Linked DNA regions of Homo sapiens: region 2 is linked to region 1. A link is a loop called in an ENCODE intact Hi-C map of the cell type or tissue named here. Cell type or tissue: uterus. All regions are shown on one strand. Each heading gives the region's core, and the rest is flanking DNA. Links, peaks and the distances in the headings are about the cores only. Region 1 holds the start of LOC124900195 (a long non-coding RNA gene). Region 2 holds the start of LOC105377759 (a long non-coding RNA gene).

Region 1 (15,327 bases), core at 4,998-12,997:
GGGACGGATGTGAGGGATGATGTGGATTGGAATAGGGGTCATCTGCCCCGCCTGAGCAGGGAGAGGCTGGGGCTCTGGAAGGGCATTCCGGCAGCTCCCACAGGGCGGAGGGAGGAGATGCGGGGCTGGCCCTCTCCTGGCTCCTGGCCAGGCCCTGCCCCTCAGGACGCAAGATCTTCCCACTCTCCTAGCCCTACCCCTGGGGCCGAAGGTGGCAGCTCTCATCTCAAGAAGGAATCTTGTGTCCTTCTGAACATTGAGCAGATCTAATCCTGCTCCCTGATTTGGGACAGGAGGTGACCAACCACTCCAAAAGCCCCGTCGCTGGGCATGGAACTCCCTGGGATAGACCGTCAGCCTCACATTCTGCTTGGAGGTGGGGTCGAGGCAGCTGAGCCCTGGGGTGTCAGGCTGCTAGGCGTGGGCCCCTGGCTGGGGAGCTCCACTGTGGGCTGTCCGCCAGCAGCCAGCTCCCACCTCCTGCGCTGGGTGCCCTGACCCTGGCCTCTGGAAGCCTCAGATGGTTCGGAGATTAACTGGGGCTCCCTGGCTGCTGAGGAGCTAGAGAGGGCATGCCTGCAAATGCTCCCAGCAGGTAGCCAGGGAGAAGGAGGCCAGGCCGCAGCCAAGGCCCCCTCAGCCCTCCCTCCCTGGTAGCCTTCAACTGTGGTGCGCTCTCCCTGATCCTCTCCCCAGGAAACCTCTGTCCCTTCCTCCCTTCCACACCAGCACAGCACATAGTTCCCCAGGCATGCCCACTCTCTGGGAGGCAGGCCTGAGCAAGGCCGTGGTGGGGCTTGCGATGGCCTCCTGGCTCCTCTGGGTGGCTGCTGGGCCTGGGATCCTGCTCCGGAGCCCTCAACTTGGCCCCCTCCCAGGCCAGGTCTCAGCAGCCCCTCCCAGCAGTCAGGAACCCCATGGGGCACTGTGGCCCAGAGACCACTGACCACTGGCCTGGGTGGTTCTCCTGCCCCTGCGTGTGCTATGGCAAAGTCCAACCCACAGTCCGGGGCCGGGCTCCTTCTGCTGTCCAGCCTCTCAGTCCCCGTAGGTTAATATGATACATCAGGAACAGACATGGGGGGCAGGCAGGGTTTGTGGGGCATGTGAGAGGCAGGGGTGCTCCACAGTGTCCTTGTCCTCCGTGGGCCTGAGGAGTGAGCCCCGTCCTGCCCCCTCTACCATCCCAGGGCTCTACCTGCTTTTCAGGAGGCTGCAAAATTGCCAAAATTTCCTGCCCAGCCCTGGCCAGAGGCCTGCAGGGCCCACCTGGGCATGGGAACCACTGGGAGTAATCAGTGTAATTCCCGACAAAACACTGGCGTCCTCAGTAAGGACACAGCGGCAACATTTCTGCAGAGCAGAGAGTCGACTGATGTGGCAAAAAGAGCAACTGAAGACAGAAGGCGACCTCCACATGCCTGCCTCCTGCACATCCCCCTCCTCCCCCGGCCCCACCCACTTTCTCTGCCAGACAGGAGACAGGCGGTAGGGCTCCCCAACGGTCCCCCTCGTGTCCTCCCCACCCCCCCACCCACACACACCATTCTTCACTACGATCACCAAGCGGAATAGATCTCACCTTCCCCTTCCACTGTCTAAAACCCTCAACGGCTCTCCAGTGCCTTCGGAAGCAGGGCCCAGCCCCTCGCCTGGCATTCGGAGCCCTCTCCACGCTGGCCCTGGCTGGCTTCTCCATGCGTCACTTCAGATACCTCCCCACATGGCACCCTTGCTCCTGACAGCCCAGCCAGCCTTCCCCAGAGCCGGCTGCCCTCTCCTGCTGCCTGTGCTTTGGTTCAGGCCTGGAATCCTCACTCTCCCTGTGCAGCCCCTCAATTCTTTAGATATCTCAGGAGCATTTGAAAAAAAAGACTCATCCTAAAAAATATATCTCAAAGGAAAGAGGCAGTGACCTCCTTGCTTAAACCCTTCCTACCCCAAGGCATGAGACCGCAGTTCCTGGCGTGACCTCCAGGCCAGGAGGGTCTGGCCCTGCTGAGTCTTCTCGGGCTGCCCTGGCCCTGCTCCCTGTGCTCCAGCGGCTAGCCCGGCTGCTCCTTGCACAGGCAGCCTGTCTCCACCTCAGGAACTTTGGACTTGCCGTGCAACTGCTCCCAGCAGTGTCTAGCCCATAGTAGGTGCTCAGTAAACATTTGCTGAATGAATGGAGTGAATCACTTTGAAGATATGGAATAACAGGAAATGGGCAAAATGTATGACCCAGCGTAGGCCTGTGACCCCTCTCATGGGGAGGCCCCCAGCTAAGGGCCTCCCCTCCCCTCCCCCCAGCAGCCCTGGGGGCCTCCTCCGCATCCACCCTACCCAAGGCCTGCGTGTGCTGGGGAGAAGCAGCTCTCCTTTCCCAGGTTGCAGGGGGAGGGGAAGCCCAGGGACAATGTCCTTGAGTACTGTCTGAGAAATTGATCCTGGAATCTTTAAACCTTGGGGGGAAATGTTCAAAGCCGCAGCCATCTCTGTGCGGAGAGAGGCCAAGGGCTCTCTTGTTTGGGGAAACACATTGTAATGCGCCTTTTGCTTATGCAAAGATGCAGCCAAGTTTCTGTTCTGGAATAGACAATGAGGAAGGAGCGGCTCTGCATGGCAATGTAAAGTTTGCCTCACTGGTGGCAGAGTTCCACCCAGGGGATGGTGAGCCCTGGGAGGTGGCCTGCGGCTGCTGGGCAGAGGTGACTTTGTCCTCTGCCAAGGTGGGGGAGGGGTGCAGAAAGGGGGGAACCGGTGCAGGCTCCCTACTGGGGAGGCCTACTGGCCTGCCAGCCACAGAGGAGACAGGCAGGGGCCCTGGAACAGCAGCCACCCCAACCTTCAGGAAAGTTCCCATGTCCTTCGCTCAGCTGAGCTTTGGGCCACCAGAGGCAGCCTGTGGCCCACCTGGCAAAACCATGTCCAGGAGCAAGCCAGGCCTGAAAAGTCTGTCAGAGGCCTGGGGGAGGGGGGCCTGCTGCTCTGTGGCTTCTCTGGGACCCCCTGAAATAAGTGAGGAGAAGGCTGTTCTCTCTGTGCCCCTTCGGAGGCCAGGCTTGGACCACCAGGATGGAGGCAGAGAAGAGAGTGCAGCCAGGAGCAGGGGACAGAGGTCTGCTGGCCTCCGTGGAGGAAGAGTTTAGGCATTGCATGGTGCCTAAACGGGGCTGCCAGAGCCTGGGCTTATCATGAGAATCAACGTTCCCATTGCAGATCTTCTTCACCCTCGGCTCCTCAGCAGATGCTTCAGAGGGAATGCTAGAAGAAACGTGACTCTTGCTCAAAATATCAAACTACCATGAAACGGAAATGGCCAGGATCAGAATTACTAGGCTCAGTTCATACATCAAAAAGTGAGGTGGTCAGAGTCCCCTCCTTCAATACCCAGCGCAGGAACACTCTGCCCAAGGCCACCCCCTCACTCCTCAGGCGACGTCTCCTGTGCCTGTCCACACTCTGCTGATACCTCTGCAGATGCCTCAGGGTGGGGACGGGGCTCCTCCACTTCCAGGCCAGCTCATCAATGCACAGAGCCCAGCAGGGTCTCAAGAGATGTGCTGCACCCCTCAGTGTGGCACTCCAGCAGGCACGTTGAGAAGACAGGTCGCATTACAAACCTTCCCGGGTTTGTACTAACGACGGCAAGAGGCTGCCCCTCCCCCTCTCCTGAATTTGGGGGGTTAGCAGAGTGTGGGGGGGATATTCCCACTCTGAGGTCAGATTTCATGGGTGCCAGCATGGGCTCTGCCACAATCCTGCTGCGTGACTTGGGGCCAGTTACTTAACCTGTCTGGGCCTCAGTTTCTTTATCTATAAAATGGAGATAATAATAGTCCCTGTGTCTCAGGGTTGTTTCAGGTTGAAGCAACAATGAAAATTATCACGTGCGTCCATGTGAAGAGATCACCAAACAGGCTTTGTGTGAGCAATAAAGCTTTTTAATCACCTGGGTGCAGGTGGGCTGAGTCCAAAAAGAGAGTCAGCAAAGGGTGGTGGGACTACCATTCGTTGGTATAGGTTTGGGATAGACGGTGGAGTTAGGAGCAATTTTTTTTTTTTTTTGAGACGGAGTCTCTCTCTGTTGCCCAGGTTGGAGTGCAGTGGCATGATCTCAGCTCACTGCCAGCTCCACCTCCCAGGTTCATGCCATTCTCTTGCCTCAGCCTCCCGAGTAGCTGGGGCTACAGGCGCCCGCCAGTGCGCCTGGTTTTTTTTTTTTTTTTTTTTTTTTTTTTAGTAGAGGCAGGGTTTCACAATGTTAGCCAGGATGGTCTTGATCTCCTGACTTCATGATCTGCCCGCCTCGGCCTCCCAAAGTGCTGGGATTACAGGCGTGAGCCACCGCGCCCGGCCAGGAGCAATTTTTTGTGGGCTGGGGACGGATTTTACAAAGTACATTCTCAAGGGCGGAAGAATATTACAAAATATCTTCTTAAGGTAGGGGGGGACAATATTACAAAGTATCTTCTTAAGGATGGGGGTGGGGAAGAATATTACTAAGTATCTTCTTAAGTTGGGGGGAGAGAATATTACAAAGTATCTTCTCAAGGGTGGGGAGGGTGTATCATACAAAGTAGATTCACAAGGGCGGGTCCGGCGGGGGCGGGTGGCAATATCACAAAGTACATTACCCCAAGGGCGGAGAGGGTGTATTGTTCACAAATTCAATTGATTGATCAGCTAGGGTGGGGCAGGAACAGATCACAATGGTGGAATGCCATCAGTTAAGGCAGGAACTATCTATTTTCACTTCTTTTGTGGATCTTCAGTTGTTTCAGGCCATCTGGATGTATATGTGCAGGTCACAGGGGATATGATGGCTTAGCTTGGGCTCAGAGGCCTGACATTCCTGTCTTCTTATATTAATAAGAAAAACAAAATGAAATAGTGGTGAAGTGTTGGGGTGGTGAAAATTTTTGGGGGTGATATGGAGAGATAATGGGTGATGCTTCTCAGGGCTGCTTCGAGCAGGATTAGGGGCAGCATGGAAACCTAGAGTGGGAGAGATTAAGCTGAAGGAAGATTTTGGGGTAACAGGTGATATTATGGGGTTGTTAGAAGGAGCATTTGTCGTATAGAATGATTGGTGATGGCCTGGATGCAGTTTGGTATGAATTGAGAAACTAAACGGAAGACACAGCGTCCGAATAAAAGGAGAAAAACAGGTATTAAAGGACTAAGAATTGGGAGGACCCAGGACATCCAATTAGAGAGTGCCCAAGGGGGTTCAGCATAATTATTTGCTTGGTTGGCGAGTTTTTGGGCTCTATCCTTGAGTTTATGTTGTCATACACCAGGCCAGACTGATTTAGGTAAAAACAACACCTAGGTGATTCAAAAGCTTTATTGCTCACACAAAGCCTGGTGGTGGTCTCTTCACACGGACATGCGTGACAAAAGTGAAATCCCCAGCACCTAGTACAGGCTGAATGAAACTGTCATCAAATTACAGGAGGGTCCAACAGCCCAAGCTGTTTCCCTGGGACCCCATGCACAGAATGGTCCACCTGGGCTTCGCCCTTACACCCACCCTGGCTCTCCTCCTGGCCATCACCATCGGGAGAGGTCTGAGTGAACAGCTTGCACATGCCCCTGTGTTTTCCAGAGCTGGAGGGGCTGCTGTGCCCAGGCACGTCCGCGAGTGTGACCCAGCCCTGGAGCTCTCCCCGCTGGCTGCGTCGCCTTTGGGGAAACAACAGCCATGCCACCACTTAGGGACTGACCTTCCCACCCGCTGACCGGATGCCTCATCAGAAAGGGAAATGCTGCAGAACGGGGAAGGACCAGTGCTGCTGAGGCTGCAGGACGCAGAAGGACACGGCCGAGGCCTCAGGCCAGAGCCCAGTGTCCCCCAGGGGCCTCTCGGCCACTGCGAGCCACTGACAGGGAAAGGCCGAGAAAAGTCAGGGATTCTGATTCTTGCTAGCAGTGGCTGCAGGACGGCCCTGCCTCCCTGGAACTCTGCTGAGCTTGTCGGCTGTCCCTGGCCACAGAGCCCTGGGGGGCTCAGTGAGGAGTTTCCTTTCAAAGAGGGGCCCTAAGTGGCCAGGGCTCGTGCCACCCCCGGCCCTGGCATCCCCCCACACGCCCGTCTCAGAGGCTGTGTGGCCCGGCCCATCCCGTGACTGAGCTCGGTCACCTGGGTCCGTTTGAGCACCACCATGTAATTTGAGAACAATGCATTTTTATTCCCCCACACATCATATTCTGCCGCTGCTCTGTCACCAGTGTGACCTAAGGAAAGAGGGAAGGAAAATGCCGCTATGGGAGGAGAGAGCTGTGGCATCAGGGGACAGGAACGGTGTGGGGGAGGGGGCAGCAAGCAGCTGCCGGGGTGGGGGGCGGGCTGCTGAGCCCACACCAGGCTTGGAGCCGGAGCCCTATCCCTACCGCTGCCCCCGCCTTAGGGTGAGATGCAGATAGTCCCCGGGGTTCTGGGCTCCACTTCCCACTGAGATGAGACCCTCTGCTGAGGGTGGAGGCCAACCCACATGGTGGCCAAGCAGGTGGTTAGAATGGAGAGGGATCTCATGTTAATGAATGGGCCTCAGGCAGCACATGGATGCCCCTCGCTCCAGAAGGGGGTGTGTGGGATGCAGCAGCTCCTGCTGGCGAGGGCCAGGGCGTGGGTAGCTGGCACTGGCTGGCAGAGGCTGTAGAGTGGACACCCATCAAGGCATAGGGCTTGGACTGGGCAGGGGTCCAGCATGCCTAAGTGGCCCAGGCGTCAGACCCGACCACCTCAGAGCAAAGCTGAGGAGGACTCAGGCCAGCCTCCCTACTCCCCAGGCATCCATGCATGATGAGGAAGAAGGGAGAGGCCCTGGCAGAGCAGGTATGAACCCCTCAGAGACTGAGAAGGCATGACAGAGGGCTGCAGGCCATCACCTTGCACTGTGCCCCTCGACCTGGGCAGGGGCCCCCAAGGCACTCAGAGCGCAGGGCAAGAGTAAGGTGAAGGCTGCAAGAAGGGTCCTGCATTACAAGCTCACGGCAAGGGTCGTCTGCTGCCAGCGTATCCCTCCCTGAAAGCGCAGTCATGCAGGGTGCTTTCCAACACCCAGAGCAGATGTTCCAGCGCCTCTTGGGCTTGGCGGGAAACGGCTTTGCCCTTCTGTGCAGCAGGTCACAATCCCCCTGCACCACCAGAGTCTGTTTATGTGGCTTAGCTCCCTTGCCAGACTCTGGCAGATGGAAAGATAGATGAAATCCTGCCCACCGCTACACAGGAAACCCAGAACCAAAGGAAGAGGGGCCGAATTATTGGAAGCACAAGGGTCCGTGATCACTTCTGCTCAGGATCAGAAGGGCCAGCATGGGCAGCCCCCAGGCCAGGCTCCCTGCCAGGCGCGGGTGGGAGGTCTTGCAGGCTGCAGCCAGGTTTCCTTCCTCCTGTCTGGCTGCAGGGAAGTTTCCCTTGCTCTGAAGTTTCCTCACTCTGTGAACATTCCCACGGGGCACCCTATGCTGCCTCGGGTGCTGTCCCATCCTGGTAACTTCCTGGCACCATCGTGATCTCCAGTCGCCTTCGTTTGTTAGCTGTCTGTCCGTCTCCACTAGGCAGGGACTGTTCTGCATTCTTGCTGATGCAACCTGGGTGCTCAGTACTCCCGTGTTTCCCCAGGCTTCAGGACCAAGGCCAAGCTCAGCCGCACGCGCCTTCTCCCACCCCAGCGGGCTCCCAGGGTGGCCGAGGGCTGGCACCTCTTTTGCACAAGGGGCTCCTCTGTGTGGAATGATGCCCTCCCACTTTCCACTTGGGAGACACCAACTCTGTGACCAAAACCAGCTCAAGGATCACCCCACTGTGACTATCTCCACTACCAGGTGGAGACAGCTGACCGTCTCCTTTGGCTGCCAAGGCCCTGTCCTCGCTGTGCCAAGGCAAGCAGGTGGCCCCCATGAGAAAAAAGCTTGTCCAGGACGGGAGCTGGCTGGGGCTCTTCCCAGACATCATGGGCCGAGTGAACAACTGCTCGCCTCGCTGGTCGGCTCTGATCTTCTCCGCCTACGCCGAGTACTTCCCCGCGTGCGATATCTTTCCCTTCCCACACCCTGCGAGTGAGTGTTATCCCCGCTGTGCCAGTGAGGAAGCCGAGGCACAGAGAGATTGAGAGGCTCACATAAGTGGGCATGGGAGTCAGTACAGAGGCTCTGAGGAGCAATTTGGCAAACCTGCTGCAACTAGAAACTGTATCCCGGGACCTGGCCATTCAGACGTCAGCATGGACGATGGAGACACAGCCTCTGTCATAGAAGCGAAGGCATAAGGACACCCAGCCACGAGGAGTTCCACACCCACAGATAGAGTTCATTTTTATGGGAGTCTCTGAGATCACAGTCGCTTTATGGGAATTCATTTAGTCACTTATTCATTCAAAAGAGATTTACTGAGCACCTACTACGTGCCAGGCCTTTTCCAGGTACTCAGTGAAAAATCAGGTGGGCAGACCCTCTCTGGGTCCGATACAAAGTCACCTTTGTGGGAGTCCCTAACCCTGCTGAGACACACCACCAAGGAGACCCCTGGACTGGGGAGGAAGACCCAGGATTGCTTGACTGCAACTCAGCTCCAGGGGCAGCCTGGGAGGGGCCTCAGGGAGTGAGAGCCCACGCCAGGTCAGCCCGACAGCCCGGCGTGGCACATCATCGCCTCTGTTCTTGTGGTTCAGCTGTCACCTCCTTGCTGGAGCCTGCACAAGACAAGCTCCGAGGCTGCCTCAAGCTGTCATCCGGGTGTGTGGATGGCTGGCCCTCCTCGTCCACAGGGACTCTAACTCCCATTCTGACAACCATCAGTTCCCCGCGGGAGGCCAAGGACAGGATGCTGGGAGGCTTCCACATCAGCTATCAGGAGGTCTGCGGAGGAGGGAGGAGGGAGGAGGTGGGGAGATGTCCACTGGTGGGGAGGGTGCTGCACATTTCAGGAGGAAGCAGAGGTGAGATCCACCCACAAGACCCCTGTTCGAGTGTTCCCCACCTGCTCACCATCACTGGTCTGTCGGCCTCCCCAGCCCTGCTGGAACATGTGCTCCCTGCGGTCTGGATCCCGTGCTCACCACGACATCCCCAGCACCTAGGGCTGCTCTATCCGGGTGCACTAAGGGAGTGAGTGGGCAGGCGGGTGGGCCTCAGAACAGGAGGACACAGTAGATCTATGCAGAAGCCAAGGCAAAGCAAGAGGCAGAGCGGATGGCCTGCGGGGAGAGGCGGGTGTGGCCAGGGGACTCCAAATGCTGTGGGGAGGTCAGTGAGGCCTGAGATGAGAACCCGCGGAGCATGCTAGGGGATTTGGGAGCTCTCGATCTTCAGGCCAGACAGTAGGGGAGGACCAGCACAGGGGCCACCTTCCCACAGGTATGTGACTCCATCTGCCGTGCTCTGGCCATGTCTCTCTCAGTCTCAGTGACCTGATGCAGGCAAGGGAACCTCACAGGGCCACTGGGGCAAGGTAGTGAGGTCACAGGTGTGCCTCCTTGCACAGGGCCAGCACGTGCAAAACCAGCAAATGTGAGTTCCCCTCCTCAGGTGGGGAGGGGTGTTTCCAAGGATAGAAAGCATAAGCCCCAAACCTCCTAAGAGAGAGGAGTCTATCTTTGTAGACCACAAATCAACCTCGCTCCCGCTCTCCAAGCCCCACAAGCTCCAGCAGGGCCCAATCTGCGCACTGCGATTCACGATGCGGCCAGGCCTTTGCGCGCGCTGTGCCACCACCAGGAGTCCTCATTAGAGGCAACTGCGGTGGCCCTTGTCCGAGGAGCCTTCCCTGACCAGCCGCCCCAGGCACCCTTCCCTGATGAACCAAGGTGTAATCACGTGTCCTGATCCCGCTCCCCATACTCCTGTGCTCTGAGCTCCCCCAGTGCAGGGATGCGGAGGCCAGGAGTCCAGGGAGTGCCGAACATGACTGAGGACAGCTCCCAATCCCAGCATGCTCCTCCCACACCCGTGCTCTACTGAGCACTTTCCTGGTGTTCAACTCGAGTGGTGCTCCCAACAGCCCCGGGAGTTGGCACTGACCAGCACAGGGCGCAGCAGGACAGGCAGTCGCCTCCTTCCTTCTAGGCTGGAAAGAACACTCAGGCCACCCACACACCAGACTTGTCCTGCAGCCGTGTTCTGCTTCACCTGTGCAGTGTGGCTTCTTAATTTCAATCTGTGGCCCACATTGAAAAATAATTAGATTTCCCAAAAAAAGTAGATTTCCAGCTTCTCATGGAAGAGCGAGCTGGCAGCAGTGGTCTGCTTATTCCTACAGAAACACAAGCGAGTGGAACCACGAGGAGCTCTGCAGGGGGGCGTGGCCTCTCCGGTCGCCCGAGTCCCCACCACTCCCAACAGCCTTCAGCCACCTGGGCCCCTCGGGCCTGGCTACTGTGAGCACGTGAGGGCACTGCCCTCTTCTGAGCCTTGCGTGCAGCCTCGCACACACCACTGGCCCTCATGGCTGTGTCTCCTGGTGGCACACAGGGCCAGGCTGTAAGGCCAGCGGGACAAGCGTGAGGAACAGAAACAGTGCCAGCAACACCCCCAGGGCCACAGCACCACTAGCAGACCCTGAACCCCGCTTGCCTCCCCCCACTTAAGGGACCCGTGTTTCGTGTCCAGTTTCAGAGATGTTCTTCTCTTTCCCAGGAACCAGAGCCAGCGACTCGTGAACTATGACTTGGGGCGACGCCTTCCGCCTGGCTGGTTTGCATCTCTGCGGCCAGTTTACGAGATTTCCACCACGACCAGCTGAAAACACTCCTGTCCGACCACTGCCTTCCCCACCGCCACCATGCGGTCTCAGCACTCGTGAAAGTTGGTGAGAAATTGAGCCCATATGCCTTCGGATTGTTTGCAAACCCTGGCAAGGCTCTGGTAAGTCCAGGCCAATTTCTGGATTAAATTAGAAATGAAAAGAGGAAAAATATCTGAATCCTGGCATAGAGAGAAATCATTCATTCAAAAAAAACGGTCGTAGAACATACTGTACAGAGAATGTTCTCGTGCTGGGAGGGGTCAAAGGTTATAGCCGCGACTGAAGGCGCAGAAGATCCTTGGATTCCACGTTCTCCATAGGCCTAGGAGCGTGTCTGCCCTCAGCAGAAGAGATGCTTTGGGGGCTCAGGCATTCTCCCAGAACATAAGCAGTTAACACAGCTGGGAGAGACTATTCTGCATGCCCGGAAACCTGCTCCTCCTGCTCTGCCGTTCTACAGCGGTTAAGAGCAGTTCATTCTATCCTTTAAAAAGAATCCCCGAAGTAGCCTCACCGGTCCTTTGAGCTGATAAGGCTAGTGTGGGGGTGGGCTGGGGTCTGAGCAGCCCACTGTGCTCAGTACTTCCCTAATACGTACACCCACGTGCACTGATGTAGTGAAAGGCACATGCTCACTTTGGAGGCCTGGGGCCATCACAGCTCAAGGCAGGCACTAAGCAAGTACATTTCTGCACAGCCTGGTAGCAAAAATTCCTTTAGCACCTCATAGTGAATGTTCTCAGCTTTGTGGGCCATATGGTTTCTGTTGCAACTACCCAACCCACTGTTGTAGCACAAAAATGGCCACAGGCAATTCATAAATCAATAGGCGTGGCTGTGTTCCAATAAAACTTTATTTACAAAAACAGGTGAAGGGCCAGGTGGCCCTGGGGCCAGAGTTTGCCAACACAGCTTTAGAATCTCCAGTTTACCTTGACAAATTCACGTGAATTTTGCTTTCATGCAAGTAATACGTCCAAATTTACTTTAATGTAAAACTGATGTTTTAAAATGCTTACCATCCAAAAAAGGGGCCACTTCAGGGGGAGATGCCTTACATCTGTCTGGTGGCCTCTGGCAGGCCTGAGAGTACGTGTTCCTGGTAGCAATAGGTTGAGCGCTGGCCTTGCTGCAGGCTGGGTATCACCCACTGCAATGGTCTGCCTCCTGTCTACAAGGAGTGCGGTGGGACCAGGGGCTCACAAAGACAGTTCAAGGTCTTTGTAGATCCTGATATTTAAGCAACACATTGAGGCCTTAGGCTTCTCGGGAAGAGTAGGATTGAAATTAGCGCTTTAGTGAAATGCTTGAAGCCACAAAGGAAGCTTCAGCCTTGGGCCCAAGCTTTATATTTCTTGAAGTCTTGGCACAGATAGATTTTACTTTTAAAAATGTATCTGTAGCCAGGCGTGGTGGCTCGTGCCTGTGATCCCAGCTACTCAGGAAGCTGAGACAGCAGGATCACTTAAGCCCAGGTGATTGAGTCCACCATGCAGCATAGCATGAACCTGTCTCTAAAACAAATCTTTAAAAAATGAGTCAGGCATGGTGGTGTGTGCCTGTAGTCCCAGCTGCTTGGGAGGCTGAAGTTTGAGGCTGCAGTGAGCTATGATTGCAGCACTACGCTCCAGCCTGGGTGACTGAGTGAGACCCTGTCTCAAAAAAGAAAAAAATGCATATATAAACATATTACTTCCACAACGGCTCTGATCTTCCAAGGCATTCATCCCTGCCTCCCATTTACCTGAGCCTGCAGAAGAGTCCCTGTCTGTACCTGGGGACGAAACTTGAGGTGCCACACACATCTGAGCTGCCTCCTAGCATGGCAGCCTCGCCTGTCAGGCCCAAGCCCACTCTTTAGGGGTGCCCAGGCCCACACACATGGCCACAGCATCTGGTTTGTGAGCAGAGACTAGCCCAGGCGCTGGCAGAGCAAGTTTTTGAAAATGTGAGAAATACCAAAGCCCCAGGGTCAGTATCAGGCATGTTCAGCAATGTCACCTGTGTCCCAGCCTGGCAGCACCCAGTACTTCAGGGAGTATGTTTCCCAAGCAGGAAAGGTCAAACATGACAGTGGTCTCCCAATGCCCTCGGGGGCGGGGGGCGGGCCTGGGCAGAGGAGAGCCCCTTATCCTCCCGGCTGGGCCCAGGGGAGGCAGCAACGCAAGGTGGAGGCTGCAGGCTGAGCCAGAGTAGAAAGCTGGGAGGAGCAGGAGCAGAATGAAGGCAGAGGGAATAGAAGTCACTCTGCCAGTGACGGGGCTGGGGGGCCAGCAAAGCTGGATGGGCCACACATCTGCCCACGGCTCTCACTCCATCCTCCTAGCCTCACAGTGCTTGGAAGGGAGACCCCTCTGCCCTTAGACGGGGGAATGTGGGCATCCCCAAGGGGCCTCAGCATCTCTGACCAGGCTAAGGGCCGCTGAGCCTCAGGAGACCAGACTCATCCCAGGGTTGCCAGCAGCCAGGAGGGCTACAGCTGCGTGTGCTCAAACTCCAGTGTAGGCCGGGAGCAGTGGCTCATGCCTGTGATCCCAGCACTTTGGGAGGCTGAGGCGGGTGGATCACCTGAGGTCAAGAGTTCTAGACCAGCCTGGCCAACATGGTGAAACCCCGTCTCTACTAAAAATATAAAAATTAGCCAGGCATGGCGGCACGTGCCAGTAGTCCCAGGTACTTGGGAGGCTGAGGCAGGAGAATTGCTTGAACCTGAGAGGTGGCGGTTGCAGTGAGCCGAGATCATGCCATTGCACTCCAGCCCGGGCGACAGAGCAAGACTCTATCTCAAGGAAAAAAAAAAAAAAACAAAACTCACTGCAGAGAGCCTCTGTGGACAAGGGCCCGCCCCCTGCCTGCCACAGGCTCAGCACACACCCAGTGCCCTCTTAGCACGGCTGGCTTCGCCTGGGCCTCAGAGGTGTGTGGACATGCCCAAGCAGAGGCTGGGGAAAGGCCACAGAGAACGGGAGTCTGAGGTGGCATCCAGGGGGCACATGCAGGGCAGCAGGTGTTCCCTCAGGCTATGGGGTCTGAGCGCAGGGCTCAGGTTTCTGGGCTCGCCCTAGGGACAGGCTGACTTCATAGATGACCAGGGCCTATCCTCAGAAGGCCCCGACCTTGGGGCTTGACCCTCTGCAGCTCTGTCTTGAAGTTCTTCGTCATCTCACCCTTGCATGTGTGTTTTGTAAGTGAAGGCTCCTGGGGCAATGCAGCATGGTCCCATCTCCCCAGGACAGGCTTTCAGCTGCCCCCAGCAGGGGCAGGATCAGGCATGTATTCCCCACGGCATCTCAGGGCAGGCGTGGTGGTGGCCATCCCGCCCACGGCTGGCAGGAAAGGGGCATGTCTGGTGGATGGCTGGCCAGAGCCCGTGTTTCGGCAGAGGTGAACCTCCCGTGAGTGACACCTGCATAGAGATGGGATTGGCCGTGGCCATACGCTCTGGGCTGGAGCAGTGCACCAGTAGGAAGGGGGCGTGCCTGGCTCTACTTCCCCAGACGCCCTGGCCAGGGCACAGCCAATGTGTTCTTCCAGGGGTGGCAGGAAGCTCTCAGACCCCAGTGGGTGTGCCCTTCCTGCTGGGGGTGCACTCACTCTGCTAGGACCCCGTACCTGAGGAGCCTCCCCTCGGCAGGATTCCACTCTGTGAAATCCTCTCTTCTTCCTCCCAGCCTCCCTGAGTCTGGCTGTGCCTGTCATAAACTTCTGGTCAGCCTGAGGCACCCATCAGGGATCAGCCACAAAATACACATTTGTTTAATTTCAGTGACCCCACATAGAAGCTAAATGCTCTAATATTTGCATTTAAAATAGCCATCGCACAATTTAAAGATGAATAAGAAATTCATGCTAATAATTCAAGGTTCCAATTTTTGTTCACTTAGAACAATATTAAAAAGCAAATAAAAAGAACAGCGAGTTGAGAGACAGAGAGACAGAGACTAAGGAAGAAAGGAAGTGGCTTAATAGTCCCTTTGTATGGCACCTTCCTCTGCTCTTTGAACAAGCGATCCCACATTTTCATTGTGCGTTGGGGCCTGGGAGTTACTACTGGCTCTGCCTTTAGGCCAGTGTTCCCCACTGGTAATATCCTGACGAGTTTTGCAGCAGCCAGATATTGAGGGGAAATAAGAATGCATTGCATGTAATACATTGGCTCCTTTGAATTCTCTATCTCCCCGCCACACCTTTCTTTCCTTTTTTTTTTTTTTTTTTTTTTGAGAGAGAATCTCACTCTGTCGCCCAGACTGGAGTGCAGTGGCGTCACCTCAGCTCACCGCAACCTCCGCCTCCCAGGTTCAAGCCATTCTCCTGCCTCAGCCTCCCGAGTAGCTGGGATTACAGGCACGTGCCACCACACTCGGCTTATTTTTGTATTTTTAGTAGAGATGAGGTTTTGTCATGTTGGCCAGGCTCGTCTCGAACTCTTGACCTCAAGTGATCCGCCCGCCTTGGCCTCCCAAAGTCCTAGGATTACAGGTGTGAGCCACTGCACTAAGCCTATCTTTCCTCTTACTTTGGGAGAAATTCAGGTGGAGGGCTGCTATGGCTAAACCCAAGAACAGTCAGCGGTTGGTGAGGAACTGGAGCTTGGG
Region 2 (15,327 bases), core at 4,323-12,322, 160 kb after region 1:
CCGTGCCCCTGCCACCAGGGATGAGTTGGGGATGGAGCAGCACCCTTGCCTGGCCCTTCCTTTAGTGCCCCCACTGTCACCCACCAGGGTGGTGGATGAACAAGGCTCACATGCACCTAACTTCACAGTTAAACCCTCAGGGAGGTGGAGGAGACTTGCAGACACATCCCAGCCCGTGATCATTTGTCCTCCACTCAGAAACAAACAGAAAAACAAAAAACAACCAAAGAACAACAACAAAAATCTTGCTACTTCTTCAAACCTCCATGATTCAAATCTTGCCTCTCCCCCCTTACTGGTGTTTGCCTCTTTCTCTGGTCCCCCTTTTCCTCTTCCAGGTAAAATACGGGACATAGAAGTCCCCAGTGGCTCTCTGCTCCTCTGCATGTTCAGTCTAGGTCCCAACGACAAAAACTAAGGGCCACTGGGCCAACGCCGCCGGATGTGTTGTTGAGCACATGCCACGTGCGTTCGTTTCTACTGGAGCCTGAATGTCTTCAGGTCTGGCTGTGCTCTCCAGCTTACCGCAGTCCTCACCACCCCCTGTTGCCCTACACCTGCCTATTGCTCGTGATTGTCAGCACCATGATCCCTGAAAACCTGGAGTTGTCACCCTCACCGAGAAGCCCAGTGTTTGTAGGGAGGAGTGAGGACAAGTCAGCGTCAGCTCGGGCCTTACACACCCAACCCCCTTAAAATCTTCCCAAAGTTGTGTGGTGCAGAAAGAGGTGAGGACCTTTCCGGGTCATCTTGGGTGCCACGAGTCACCCCACATCCCTGGCAGAAGAAACACTAAGGAGGAGGAATGTTTGTTGCCCACCACAGCTCTCAGTGGGTGGGTGCCCTGCCTTGCCCTGAGAGGAGGGTCGGGCTCCCTGGTCTGGCTCAGGCTTCCAGGTCACATTTGTCAGCACAGACTTCATTAAAGACAGGAGCCCATTTGAGAGCCACTGCTGTCTCCTAATGTCTGCACAGAAACCAGCCCCTGAGAAGGTCTCCTGCCCTTTGACAAAGTCACCTTTCTTGGCACAACCTGCCAAGCAGATGGAGGCAGTGAGGTTTCAGTGCCCTCCCTAATGACAAACAAGCTCTTAGGGGCTGTGGGAAAGGAGCTGGACTCTTTTAGTCTCACTGGTGCCTGTGTGCAGAGCGGGCCAAGCATGAGGGGCTAGTTACCTTGTCGAGGGGCCTTGAGGACAGCAGCTCTGTCCAACTTTGCTGTTGGCAAACAGCGGGTGCAGTGGTCCCATCAGATGCTCTGGCGGAGTTCTGGCCGGGAGTGGCCCTGGTGAGCCATATGTCAAGGGAATGCTGATTGAACAGAATGTGGAGGCTGGGTGGCCTCTAGGAAGTGTGGTTCTTGCTGTTTCTTGAGCGTGCCCCTCCCCGACGCCATGTACACACTTTAATAGGGAGCCGTGTCCAGCAAAAGAGGAAACGTGGGTGGTGTTTCAGTAGCAATTGTTTTTACTGCCATTGCAGCACGGAGGCATCCCCTCGCCACTGAGATCGATTCTGCCTGGAAGTGGAAGACAAAGTGCTTGAGGTTTGGAGGCTTGGGGATCAGGGCTCAGTTAACATTTCTACATGGAGATGCAAGATGGAGACTCAGACTCAGTCTAAGCATTAATGGCCCAGGGAAGGATGTAGCTTAATGCCTATCTGTGATTGTCCACTTACACATATGCTCAGCCTAGCAGAGAGAACAGAGAAAAATTTTAAAGGGGCTATCTGGGTGTGTCAGGCAGTGACGCCACTTGAGCTGGGGTCTAAATCTCTGGGTTCACCTGTGTCTGGCCCCTGTCTGGGGTCGGGGGCCATTTTGTCCAGCCCCCTCATCTGGGAAAGGCCTTTGGGTCCCTCAGGATGCTCCTGGCTGCAAGTAAGACAGCCAGCTTAAACCATGAGGAAATGCATCAGCTCACGCACCCGGAAGTCTACAGGTGTGGTGGCCACGGAGCTTAACCGCAGCACCAAGGGCCCTGCTGCCTGCCTAGCATCTTTGCCCCAACCAGGTAGAAGGATGGCCAAAGCACAGGTGCACTGCCCTCTCCCAGAAGGACCGCTGTCTCCCCTGTGGTCTGTGGGCCAAGGCTGGGTCATTTGCTGAACCAGTTGCTGACAGGCGGTGGGTGAAGGGATGACTGGGACAAACCTGGATTAACCATCGCGTCTACCCCAGTGCCCCCAGCATTGCCTTCTGTCTTTATTTCCAAATCAGAGTATTGCATAGTCCCAGGCATCCTCCTGCCTGGCAAAAGAAGTTTTTCCCATGTGACGCTATATTTGTGTCCCACTCCTATACTACACCATCTGTACAGCATGCAGAATTCCTTTCTTTTTATGTAAATCCTGTAGGTAACTAGTGAAGGGCCCAGTTCTATTACATTATGGAGATCTGTGTTCAAAGCCTTTTCTAAGCCTGTCTGGACGCTTCCTTACTTCCTAGATTTTGAGGAAAGCCATCGGTGACCCCAGCCCAGGCCTTGCTAGATCCCCAGGATCCCTGGCCTCTGGGGCTTCATTACCTTTAGGTCACCCTCTGTGGCAATGTCCTTCCATCCAGTCCAGCCTGACCCTTCCCAGTTCACGGGATCAAGGATGTGGGCCTTAAAGACACCGAAGCTTCTGGCTGGGACTTCAGGGCTACAGTGCCCATGATGAAGCCCTAAGACGAAGACCGTGGTGGGAGGAAAACTCTGGGTGCATGGCTGGGGGGCTCCGGCCATCTCTACAGCCTTGGGGACCCCACTTCCCACTTCTCCTCCAGAAGGGAGAAGGGTCCCTCCTCTCGCTGGTAGGAGCGACCTTCTTAGCTGCTCCTGCCAACAGTTCCAGGGGTCCTTCTTCCTCTGCAGAAACACCGAGACTGGACACAAATCCCAGGACACTGAAAGTGGGGGTCCTGGAGGAACTGGTACCTTTGCTCCCTGCAAAATGGTGTCCCCTTCCTCTGAGGGTTCCAAGAAAAAAAAAGAAAGAAACAAAGAAAAGATATGTTTGTATCCTTTTGGTAATTTTTTTAAAGTTTGTTGGGTTTTTGAAAATGAACTAAATCATCCCTGTGCCCAGTGTTTCTGCAGCTCTCTACAGGTCTGGCTCTGGGCCACCCCTCAGGAGGAGAAGCCTTTTCTCTTCATACTGACCCAAGGCCAGTCCTTAGGGCTGGTCCCTGAGCCCTCCGCTTCCTGGGCAATCTCATCCTTTCCCACAGGCTCGTGAGAGCCGGTGTGCTGATGACTGCCCACCCGCTGGGTTCATTCTACCGTAAATGCAGCTCCCTCAGCCACCTGCATCAAGATATCTCAGAGCCTTACCAACTCACCCACCCAGAACTGCCCCATCTCCAGCCTGGCCCCAGCCTCGGCCCAGTCCCCTTGGGCTCAGCATCCGGCGTCTCCATTCTCCCTGCAGGCTCCCTGCAGCCAGGGACCCAGGGGCATCTCGGTCCCCTCCATTCCTTTACCCCCACATGAAAGCACTCTCCAGTCTGCACCCCCTCCCTACCACCCCCTCTACCCCAGCCTCGATACCCCTCCCTGACATGACGGAGCACCCACAGGACCAGCCCCGTTGGGCACTAGATGCCTGAAATTGAGCCCGTGGGCTCAAGTGACTTCCTCTCCTGCTAGTCAGAAGGGGGCGGCTCCAGGACGGCACCCCACACACAATGACCTGCACACAGCACGCATCTTCTTATGCTTGCCTCTGTCTCCTCATTGGAGGGGGCTTGCACACCTCCCTCCCAGTCTGGAGCAAAGCTTGAGCATGACTTATATTTGTTTTCAGCAGAGGGTAGACGTGAGCAGCCCCTGAAACAGGTTGGTGGCTGAAAGTGCCAATGTTCTTTGGAATAATGAGGCCCATCTCCTAGCTGGAGGGCTCCTGCCCCACCCTGTGGGCATAGCTGTCCTGGGTAGCAGGGAGCCTGGTTTCCTGGGGTTGCTGAGAGGGGAACTCCACCAGGGCTCATTGGCTTAGATTATTTCAACTCCCCTTTCCAGCCGTGTGCCCTTGGGAAAGTTAACCTCTCGTGCCTCAGTTTCTTAAAGTCTGTATTGGGCACGATAATACCTCATCACAGGGCAGTTTTCAGAATCAAATGATATGTTTTTTTGAGACCGGATCTCACTCTGCTGCCCAGACTGAGTGCAGCGGCATGATCACAGCACACTGCAGCCTCAACATTCTAGGTTCAAGTGATCCTCCCACCTCAGCCAATCAAGTAGCTGGGGCCGCAGGCGCGTAGCACTGTGCCTGGCTAATATTTTATATTTTGTAGAGACAGGGTCTTGCTGCCCAGGCTGGTCTTGAACACTTGGGCTCAAGTGATCCACCTACCATGGCCTCGTAAAGTGCTGGGATTACAGGTGTGAGCTACCATACCTGGTTGAGAATCAAATGATTGACCACATATGTGGGGCTCACAACTGATCCTCACAGAGTCAGCACCGGTACCTTTGCTAGTACTGCTCTCCATGACTTCCTGTACATGGCTGTACCCATAGTGCAGTATTGGGCCAGAAACACAACACTGTGGACGCTGGAAATTTGCAGAGTATTTTGACCATGGCCTTCTTCATGCCGCCACTGACTTTAGAACCAAACCCTGACGGTACGGTAGGACATTAATGGTAGGATGCCAGGGTTGACTTTGGACGGGTAACCTCGCCAAAGTCTTGTAGAAAATATGGCAATTGACAAAACACAGCCTGGCACATAGTAGGTGTGCAGTAAATATTTGTAGGACCAATCAAACAAATAAAACGATTTCCAAAGATAGATGCCATGAAGGAGATAAAAGAGGCAGGTGACATCAAACACGTGTGACAAAGGTGGTGGAGGGTGGAAGGGGGAGGTTTAGGCTAAAAGCTAATCAGAGAGAATTTCCCGGGAAGAGTGGCTTACACGGTGAGCACCTCAAGCAGAGAGACGGCACATGCAGAGGCCCTGAGACAAGAAAGAGCTTTCTGTGCTCCAGGAAAAGCAAGAGCAGCGCAGCAAAAAGGTGGTGAGAACAGGAGAGAGCAGGAGGAGATGGAGTGAGAGAGGAAACTGTCGAGGAGACAGGGCCTTGTGGGTCTCAGCCAGGAGTTTGCATTTTGTTCTAAGCGGAGAGTTTAAAGTAGAGGAAGGAGCCGGGCACGGTGGCTCACGCCTGTAATCCCAGCACTTTGGGAGGCCGAGGTGGGCAGATCACGAGGTCAGGAGATCGAGACCATCCTGGCTAACACAGTGAAACCCCGTCTCTACTAAAAATACAAAAAAAAAAAAAAATAGCCGGGTGTGCTGGCGGGCACCTGTAGTCCCAGCAACTCGGGAGGCTGAGGCAGGAGAATGGCGTGAGGCCAGGAGGCGGAGCTTGCAGTGAGCCAAGATTGCGCCACTGCACTCCAGCCTGGGTGACAGAGTGAGACTCCGTCTCAAAAAAAAAAGAAAAAAAGGAGAGGAAGGAAGCAAGATCATGCTCACTGCAAAATGCCCTGGGAACTAAGATCTCTCACTGGGACACTGGTTGAGGGGTCCCCAGCCCTCTTCTGAGGAGAAGGATCATGCACGTTTCTACCCCAAGACCACCCTCATCTGCCCAGATCAAAGGTGACTGGGTCAGCTGGACCCTGCAGTTTCCTCTCCCACCAGAGCAGAAAGATGCCGTCATTGGGCACCGCTGCAGGTGAATTAGCCAAGGTCTTCATAAACTGCCTCCCCTGAGCCTCATGACTGCCTGCAAGGTGGAACTGCAGCATCCCACTTGCAGGTGAAGAGGCTGACACTCAGGGACGGCAGACCCTGAGGGTTCAAAGGCAGATCGAACCCCTAGACTCCAACGTTCACCCTATATGGGGGTGTCCAGAGGCTTCTGAGACCCCAGGCCTTCTGGGGTCCAGCATCTTCCCGTGAAGCCCCACTCGGCCTGGAGGGTCATGGAGTCATTTACTGTCACTCACAAACTCAAGCATCCTATCCTAAGTGTTGCATAAGGGGCTGCCCACTGGTGGCCTATAGGGTTTTATTTTTAAACTCAAATTAGTTGCTAAGATTTAAAAAAGCAAAAGACTGCCCATGAAAACATGCAGCTCTGGCTTCCATGAAAAAAAAAAAAAAAGCCCAACTGGCTCCTCTGGGCCCGCTGTGCCATGGGGCATCCACAAGCTGGAGTGGAGGTTTCCAGACCCTCACGTTCTGCACACAGCCACCTGGCCCCTGGGCCTGTGGCCTCTAGCCCGTGTGCTGCAGAGCCCACCTCTGCCTTGTTGGTTGGAGAAGCTGGGTCAGGGGTCCCTGCATGGCTGGGGCAGCCCAGGGGAACCTCTGTAGCCCAGGCTTCTCTGCTGTCTCACACAGGGACCTCTATGATGGCTTCAGCTGCTAGAACTTTCCAAAATGCTCCTTTTCCTGTCCCCATGTGGCACCGGTGGCCCCCTGCTACCTATTAAGAGGTCCTGCTCTTCGGCTGCAGATAGGGACAGTGACCTGAGGAAGAGACCATCCCCAAGGCCTTCCAAACCTAAGTCTGAATGCACAGGCTGCTGGGAGGGAGGATGGGGAGGTAGGGGTGCAAGGCTGGAGGGGAGTGCCACGGGAATACTGTCGTCTCAAGGCTGGGGGACTCCCCAGCAAATTGATGTGAAAGGGAACAGAAGCTGATTCAGGGTGCTGAATGGGTGACTTCTCCAGGAGCCCAGAGGCGAGAGTGTTCACTTGCACACGCCTGTATGCACACACTCGTACCACAGCACACACATGTGGTGATGCACGTGCACTAGCAGGCATGCAGACACACGCCAACTTGCAGCCCGCAAACGCCCACAGACCCAGACACGCAGACGCACGCTCCAGAGCCCACACGGTGCCCCGGCCTCCCTAATTGCATTTCTGAAAATGAGATAGAGGAAATCGAATGACTTTGAGGCGGCTGCCGTTACCCCATGGCGATTTCCCATCTCCGTTCAGAGAGGCCACAGCAGCAAGGCTGTCTGGAGTTCCGTCTGAGCCCTGAGACTCCTTAGCAACCCTCAGCATGGGCCACACTGCAAGCTGTCTCTGGCCTCGGCCAGCCGCCTGCTATGGACGGGAGCTGCCAGCTCATCTAGGGCTTGCAGTGGTGATAAGGGCCACTGACCTGCCTCCTGGGGCAGCTGAGACTACAGTGTCTCTCTGTTCTCAAGGCACCCCAAAGCCCAGGACCACAGCATTTCCCATCATTATAGAGCCCAGGGCCTCTGCCCCATGCTTGGTGCATCCTAGGACCCTGTGCCTACAGGATGAGAAGCTGCTGCCCAGAAGATCCCTTCCTATGGGTCTGTGCCACAGTGTGTTCTCCTCCTGAGGCTCTTCCCATCCTGAGCCACTCCACAGACCCTCTGATTGGAAGTTCCCCCAGACCCCTTATTCTCCACGGCATTTCAGACACAGCCTAGACAGAAGGATGCTGTTGGCCATAATATTGTCTTCAATGATAGAGCAGACAAATTGCATGATCAGCCGCACTGTTATCCTGGAGGTCACCTGAGACCCTCAGATCTTCCTCATAAACATAGTAAAGCACGTCTCTCACACCGAAAGTGGACATTGACAATGGAGGTTTTGAACTGATTGGAGCTATCACTGGTTTCCCTTTATTGGTTTGAATCTGTGCGATGATGAGGTGCATAGCTGAGAAAGAGCAGAGTCCCCCGGCCAGGTGGCTCCAGGAATGACCCAACCCTGGTCTGAATGACCAAGCCCCTCCTCTCCTGCATCCTCCTGGGCACAAGAGAGACAGTGGCTGGACCTGAGAACTGCAGAGCCAGGTGGTCCCAGACAAGCCATCACTGCAGAGGAAGAGCCTAAGCCCTGGGATCAACAGGGAGTGAGAGGCAGCTTGCTTCAAGACTCATCAGAAGTTAGCAGATAATTCCACCCACCTGACACATGGCAGCAGGGAAACAAATGTCTCCGAAAGACCTCACTCTCACTGGAAACTGGGATTTGGCCTTGCTCGGTCCCAGGTCTCAGCCTCTGCCCAGGCTGGACCCTGGTCCTCCATCTCACTGAGCAGTGGCCACGCTAGGACCAGGTGTCAGCTTTGCTGGATCATGGACCTCAGCCATGCAGAACCCTGGGCCTCAGCCTCACTGGACCTTGGACCTTGGCCTTACCAGGCTGTGGACCTTGGCCTCACTGAACCCTGGACCATAGTCTCACTGGATCTTGGCCTTGCTAGACCCTAGACTTCAGCCTTGCTGGGCCTCAGACTCTGGCCTTGCTTGACCTTGGACCTCAGCCTCACTAAACCCTAGACCATGACCTTATTGGACCCTGGACCTTGGCCTCACTGACCTTGGATCTTGACCTTCCTGGACCCTAGACCTCAGTCTCACTGGACCTTCGACCTTGGCCTTGCTGGACCCTGGATCTTGGCCTCACTGGACCCTAGGCTTCAGCCTCACTGGACCTTGGACCTCAGCCTCCCTGGACCCTGGACCTCAGCCTCACTGGACCCTATAGACCCTGGCCTTATTGGACCCTGGACCTTGACCTCACTGGACCTTTGGCCTCAGCCTCCCTGGACCTTGGACCTCAGAATCATTGGACCCTGGGCCTCAGCATCACAGGATCCTGGACCTTGACCTCCCTGGACCCTGGATCTCGGCCTTACTGGACTCTGGACCTTGGCCTCATTGGACCCTGGGTCTCAGCCTCACTGACCATGGACCTTAGACTCACTGACCTTGGACCTTGGCCTTGCTGTACTCTAGACCTCGACCTCGCTGGACTTGGACCTGGGCCTCGCTGGCCACTGGGTGCCAGCCTCCGCTTCTCCAGCCCCTCTGCAGGCTGCAGTCCTGCCGTGCCCCCTTGTCTCTGTGCTGCCAGCACAACTCCAGTCTCGCCCTCTCCTCTTCTTGGGGAAGTTGAGGCTCCTAAGAAAATGCCTTCTGCAGGAGGCCTACTCCACCAGGCAAGCTGTTGTCCTAGAGAAAAAATAAAAACCACCCAGCCTCACTTATAACAAACTTGGTCTGTTGTGCAACTTTGCAGTACAGAATGTACATGTGCCCAATCTCCCCACTGTTGCATAATTTTCCAGCTGTTTTCAGGACTATTTCATCCCTCGTCTGGCATATTTCACAAGCCATATATAAAAATTATATATATGTAAATATAAAGATGAGCATATGTGTGCGATGAAACGACAAATGTGAAGTGAGGGAAAGGAGGTAGGGGACCAGGACTTAGCAAAAAGGCAGATGAAACAAGTGTAAACATTTTGAATGCCACCTTCTCGACGTCTGGGTGAGAAAAGGAAGTTGGACTCCATTTAAATTTAAAGTGAGACATTCGTCCAATAAAATCGATTTCAAACTTGGTGGTGTTTGGCTTCCCTCTTCTCCAGTAGTTTTCTTTTTTTCGTAGTAACCCTTAAAACTCCATCCTATTCGTTACAGAAATTCTGTGTGCATCTTCTTGCCAAATATTTCTTAACAACGTAAGCTGAGATGTCCCATATGGCACAGAAAGGCAACATCCTGGCAAGCCCCTGCCTCCTCGTGCCTTATCACGACCCTTCACAGAGATAAGCTGAGCACTTCCTCCTGACAGGAAACCTGGGTTTCTGCTGGTCCTGCCAAAGTCACCTGCACAAGGGAGGCCACTCTCTTCCCAGAAGCAGGATCTGCCCAGGATGGCTGGGCCTGTGATGGGGAAGATGCTGAGCAGAGGGACCTGCAGGGCCAGACAGGTCACACCCTAGGCCACAAGCTGGAGGTTTGCAGGCAGAATCCTGCCCATGGGCATGTTTGGCTGGGACAGCACAGTCACTTTGAAAATTTGAATTAGATGCATAAGTTAAAAACTAGGTGCTTTCAGATTAGAAATCTAGATTCTTGGCTGCGAAAATAAAACTGATAAAACAAAATGTCCTGACAACACAGGGCTTGCACTCCAGCAGGGCAGTGGGACCAGGGGCTCAGAAGGGGCTGCCTATCCATCTCAGATCCCTTCTCACCTGTATCAATCAGCTATAGGCACAGGAGAACTACCTTGCCACCTACCCCAGGGAACAAGAGCCATCCTGCGGTCACAGCTCCGCCGGTCCAGGCTGTAGCTGGGGCAGCTCAGCTCCATGTCAGCTCATGTGGAGCCCAAAGTGCTGGGACAGCAGCTCCTGGGGAAGCCCATCTCATGGAGGAGGTCAGAATCTTCGAGAAAGATGAGCATAAAGACCTCATGCTTAAGGCCCAGGCTCAAATCCAGCACACCATCACTTCCACCTGTGTTCCACTGGCCAGGAGAGATGCACGCCCAGCCCAGTGGGAGTGGGGTGAGGAGGGACACTTCATCCTAGAGGGAGAAGCTGCAAAGTCACACAACAGTGGATGTGGAAGAGGGGTGTGTACTGGATTGAGCAGGGTCCTCCAAAAGTGCATGTCCTTCTGGAATCTTAGAAAGGGATCTCATTGGAAAACGGGCTCTTTGCAGATGTAATTAGTTAAGAGGAGGTCACACTGGATCAGAGTGGCCCCAATCCAATATGATGGGTGTCTTTCTAAGAAGTGGAGATGCAGAGACACAGATACACAGACAGAAGGCCATATGGTGACAGAGGCAGAGATCAGAGTGATGCCACCACCAGCCAAGGAACAGCAAGTGTTGCCAGAGCTATGACCTCAACTGTGCCCCCTTCAAATTCACATACTGAAGCCCTAACCCCTAATGGGACTGTATCTGGAGACAGGGCTTTTGGGAGGAGATTAAGGTTAAATGAGGTCATAGGGGTGGGGCCCTAATCCAATAAGACTGGTGTCCTTATAAGAAGAGGAAGGGTTATCTCCCTCCCTCATTCCCTCCCTCCCTCTCCCTCTCTCTCTTGCTCTCACTCTGGCTCTCTCCAACACCTGAGGACACAGCAAGAAGGCAGCCAGCTACAAGCTGGGAAGAGAGCCCTCACCAGGAACTTAATTGAATGGTATGTTGATTTTGAACTTCCCACCTCCAGAACTGTGAGAATACATTTCTGTTGTGTAAGCCCCTCCATGACATTTCAGTGGCAGCCCAGGCTGATTAGTACAGCCAGCAGTCACCAGAAGCCAGAAGAGACACATGGAACAGACTCTCCCTCCAAGCCTCCAGAATGAGCCAGCACCTTGATTACAGACTTCTGGCCTCCAGAACTGTGAGAGTCACCTTGATTTCAGACTTCTGGCCTCCAGAACTGTGAGAGTAGATTTCTATTGTTTTAAGTCATTTGAGTTTGTGATCATCCGTTATGGCAGCTCTAATATAGGATGGGTGAGGAATTGGAAACAATAAGACAATATACTACAGACTGTCCTCTTGGACCCAATTACTCAAGAGGCTTCCTGCTGTGGTTTGAATGTGTCCCCTACAAAATTCATGTGTTGGAAACTTAATCCCCAATGCAACAGTGTTGAGGGGTGAGCTGTGATAAAAGGGGCTTGTGAAAATCGGTTCTCTCTCTTCTGTTCTTCTTCCACATGAGGACACAGCAAAAAAGCCCCCATCAAATGCTGGTGCCTTGATCTTGCCTTCAGAACAGTGAGAGAATTAATTTCTGTTCTTTGTAAATTATGCAATCTTGGTATTCAGTTACAGCAGCACAAAATGGACGAAGACACGCCTGCTCCCAAAATATACTCACTCCATCCTAAGACCCTGAAAGCCTTAACCACTCATGATTCAAGCTTGAAGTCCAGAATACCCCATCCTACATCACATCCAGATGTGGCTTCTCTTGCTCCAGAGACCTGTGGAACACAAGGAGAAGTTATGTTCACCCCTCCTACCTTCCACACCTCACACACACCCCAGCAACACTCCCATTCAAAGGAGGGAAGGACAGGAAGCCCATAGCAGTCACTGGTTCATAGCAATCCTTAAATCCTGTTGGAAAAATGTTGCCAGGTGCTGCTCCCCTGGGGGTCGAGAATGTTCTGGGATGAGGTTCCAGGTTCACCCTCTGGGACTTGAGCCTCAATCCATTGTTTTCTGTGGCTGTTTACTCTCTAGGAGATCCTTCCTTTCCCATCCTTCTCCTTGGTCACCTCTGAGAAGGACCCTGGAAAATATGCCCTTCCTGGCAGCTGAAGGGTCTTGTTCATAAAATGTCAGTGGCCCCCAAATTTTTTTTTCCACATTAAATACCGTTAGTCTCTTTTAGTCCAGACTGGTGGGCTTTTGCCAAAACAGCTCTCTCAAAAATGATGTAAGCCTGGCGCGGTGGCTCACGCCTATAATCCCAGCACTTTGGGAGGCCGAGGGGGGCAGATCACGAGGTCAAGAGATCGAGACCATCCTGGCTAACATGGTGAAACCCCGTCTCTACTAAAAATACAAAAAAAAAAAAAATTAGCTGGGCGTGGCGGCGTGCACCTGTAGTCCCAGCTACTCGGGAGGCTGAGGTGGGAGAATGGCATGAAGCCAGGAGGCAGAGCTTGCAGTGAGCCGAGATCATGCCACTGCACTCCAGCCTGGGCGACATAGAGAGACTCCATCTCAAAAAAAAAAACAAAACTGGATGCTGTGTGCCAAAAGCCATATTCACAATGTATTACAAGACATGCCTTTCTCTACACTTAATTGCAGGTACTGTGAGCCCCCTGAGCTGCTTCAGGACCCACCGTTGATCTTTCTAGTAACTGCTGGGCATCATTTAATTCTTTCAGAGGTCTTCACACAAGGTGTGATAGCTGTGTCTTTGATTTGATTTTTGTCCCCAAGCTATATCTTCATTGACTTGAATTTTCTTCCAGGCTGTATCTTAAGTGGGAAATCTTTTATTGGATGGAGAGATTGAAGATTAGAAATAGTTTTCTTGGCTGGGCACAGTGGCTTACACCAGTAATCCCAGCACTTTGGGAGGCCAAGATGGGAGAATACCTTGGGTTCAGGAGTTCAAGACCAACCCTGGCAATACAGCAAGACACCGTCTCTATAAAAAATTAAAAATAATAAAAATTAGCCAGTCATGGTGGCACACACCTGTAGTCCCAGCTACTCGGGAGGCTGGGGTGGGTTGATCGCTGGAGCCTGGGAGGTCAAAGCTGCAGTGAGCTGTGGTCATGCCACTGCACCCTAGCCTAGAAGACAAAGCAAAACCTTGTCTCAAAAAACAAAAAAGAGAAAAGAAATAGTTTTATTTTCCAACCCAGAAAGTTCCAGAATTTCCAGGCTCTGTTTTCCTTCTCAATTCTTCTTGACAAGCAGCCAGTGTTTTCCGGAGATGTCTCCTGTTTGTGGTTCCATATCAACTGTGGGCAGCAGAGGCCAGCTCATGCCTTCAACATCCTACCTGGACACACCCAGCCCAAAGCCGTGAGTGTACCAAGTACCTTTTCTAACCTTCAACTTACTGCGAGTGACAGTTTTTAGCAAATGTCTCACCACTGCATAACACAGGCCATCATTTTTGCAGCCTCCTATAACAGTTTCTGGTTTCAAAGCCAATTCTGTTCTAGGTACCGGTTTCCATAGCGGTTCACCACTGCCATAATATCGCTGCATAATAAACCACCCTAAAACTTGGCAACCTCAAACAGCAAGAACGTATTCTCAGGCTCACAGCTCGGTTTTTGTGTGTGCGTTCTGGGGCCCGGGCTGAGGGGGCAGCAGCTCCCACGGGAAGCTCATCCCATGGGTGAGGTCAGAAGCTGCCAGAAAATGTCACTTCGCCCACGTACCACTGGCCAGGCAAAACTCACTGCCCAGCCTGTCCTAGAGGGAGAAGCTGCAAAGTCATGTGTCAGAGGGCACGGACATAGGGATGGGGAGGCCCGGGGAACCGCAGTGCAGCCCAGCACAGCCTGCATTGAAGTTTCATTACTTGCCAGTTTTCGCATTATGAAAGTGCTGGTTCTTGTAACAAGTGAAATGATTCCAAATCATGTGAACCAAAGCAAGTATCTGTTCCCTGTGCATCTCCCACATCGCCTTCTTTGCGGATAGAGAAGAATGGAGCCATGGTGGGGGAGGAAGCCAGGAAGAGAGAGGAGGAAGCAAGACTGAAGCAGGGAAAGGGCTGGCGCCTCCCCTGCCCCAGTTCCAGCCCCGCCAGAGGCTCCACGCGCTTTCCCACTCTGGATGTCATGGAATCCGCACCACCCTCATTCTCAACACCGAAGGACCCAATTTGTGCATGACAGTTTAGATGGGTTTCTCTTCTGTATTAGCTTCCTGTGGCTGCTGTAACAAATCAACACCAACTTGGTTTAAGCGGGGCTTAAACCGAAAGAAACTTATTCTCTCCCCGCTCTGGAGGGCAGAAGTCCGAAGTGAGTCTGAGAGCAGAAAGCAGGTGTCTGCAGGGCCACACTCCCTCCAGAGGCTTTGGGGAGAATCTGTTCCCTGCCTCGCCCAGCTCCTGGGGCTGCTGGCGTTCCTTGGCTCACGGGCGCTTCCCTCCCATCTCTGCCTCCCTGGTCACATCGCCGCCTCCTCTTCTGGGTGTGTGTCTGGGTCAAACCTCCCTCTGCCTCCTCCTCATAAGGACATTTATCCAATTTAGCACCCACCTAGATAATCCAGGATAATCTTCTCCTCTCAAAATCATCCATCAAATCACATCTTCAAAGACACCTTTTCCAAGTGAGGCAACCTTTACACCTTTGCAGACCATCATTCCACAGCCACGCCCAGAACAGGGGAGCCAGGTGATGGAGGGTGGGATCTGCCTGCCGAGAACGAGGAAGGGCATCGGTGACAGGTAACAACCTGAGGCACTGGAGAGGGAGAGCACGCGTGATGTTCCTCAGAAACGAGTCGCATTTCCGCATAGCGCCTCCTTCAGACCGTGAGAGATCGCCAGAGGGCGTGGGCTTTCCGTTCTGTTCTCTGAACCTACAGTTAAGCCCAAGCCAGGGGCCGCTTTTCCCTAATGAACATGCCTTTCTTCGGTGGACCTGACCCTGTTACAGGAAAGCCGCGCTTTGATGAAACCAGTTCTTTAAAATGAAACATGGTATTAAAAGCCATAACAGGATCCCTGTGAAATTAAACAGGGAAGACAGACGTTCTAAACGCCCCCCGACACTGGTTTTGATTTTTTAAGTTGTCAGTTAAATTAAAGTCAGGCCACAGAGACTCAGCGCTCAGCTTGCCTTCCTGGAGGAAAATGCTCGGATGCGCCTCCCCGCAACAGGTCCTCCTCTTGCAAAGCTCTTTGAGGTTGGATACAATCTTTTTTTGTTGGTTTTTGTTTTCGGTTTTTTTGTTTGTTTGTTTGTTTTTGTTTTTGAGATGGAGTCTGGCTCTATCGCCCAGGCTGGAGTGCTGGAGTGCAGTGGCACGATCTCAGCTCACTGCAACCTCCGCCTCCTGGGTTCACGC

What was found. Peaks named below come from ENCODE experiments on the same cell type or tissue, not always from the same donor. Only the 100,000 strongest peaks of a DNase experiment are listed, where the experiment ranks them.
Region 2: a loop joins it to region 1, with 2.3 times the contacts of the local background. A loop is called at or near these places in 1 of 110 quality-filtered maps.

What each region holds. Positions count from the first base shown.
Region 1 is chr5:179,185,316-179,200,642 of GRCh38, forward strand. The region is part of intron 4 of ADAMTS2 (ADAM metallopeptidase with thrombospondin type 1 motif 2); the gene reads right to left. LOC124900195 (a long non-coding RNA gene) reads right to left here and starts at 12,299. Exons shown (of 2, transcript XR_007059081.1): 1 at 10,009-12,299; 2 at 5,317-8,847. RefSeq lists enhancers at 6,717-7,408, 13,493-13,787 and a silencer at 13,493-13,787. In uterus, for the core only: no CTCF peak of the experiment used is centred there; no DNase peak of the experiment used is centred there.
Region 2 is chr5:179,347,758-179,363,084 of GRCh38, forward strand. It overlaps LOC105377759 (a long non-coding RNA gene), which reads right to left and starts at 1,498. Exons shown (of 3, transcript XR_941311.3): 1 at 1,177-1,498. In uterus, for the core only: no CTCF peak of the experiment used is centred there; a DNase peak (open chromatin) is centred at 9,019.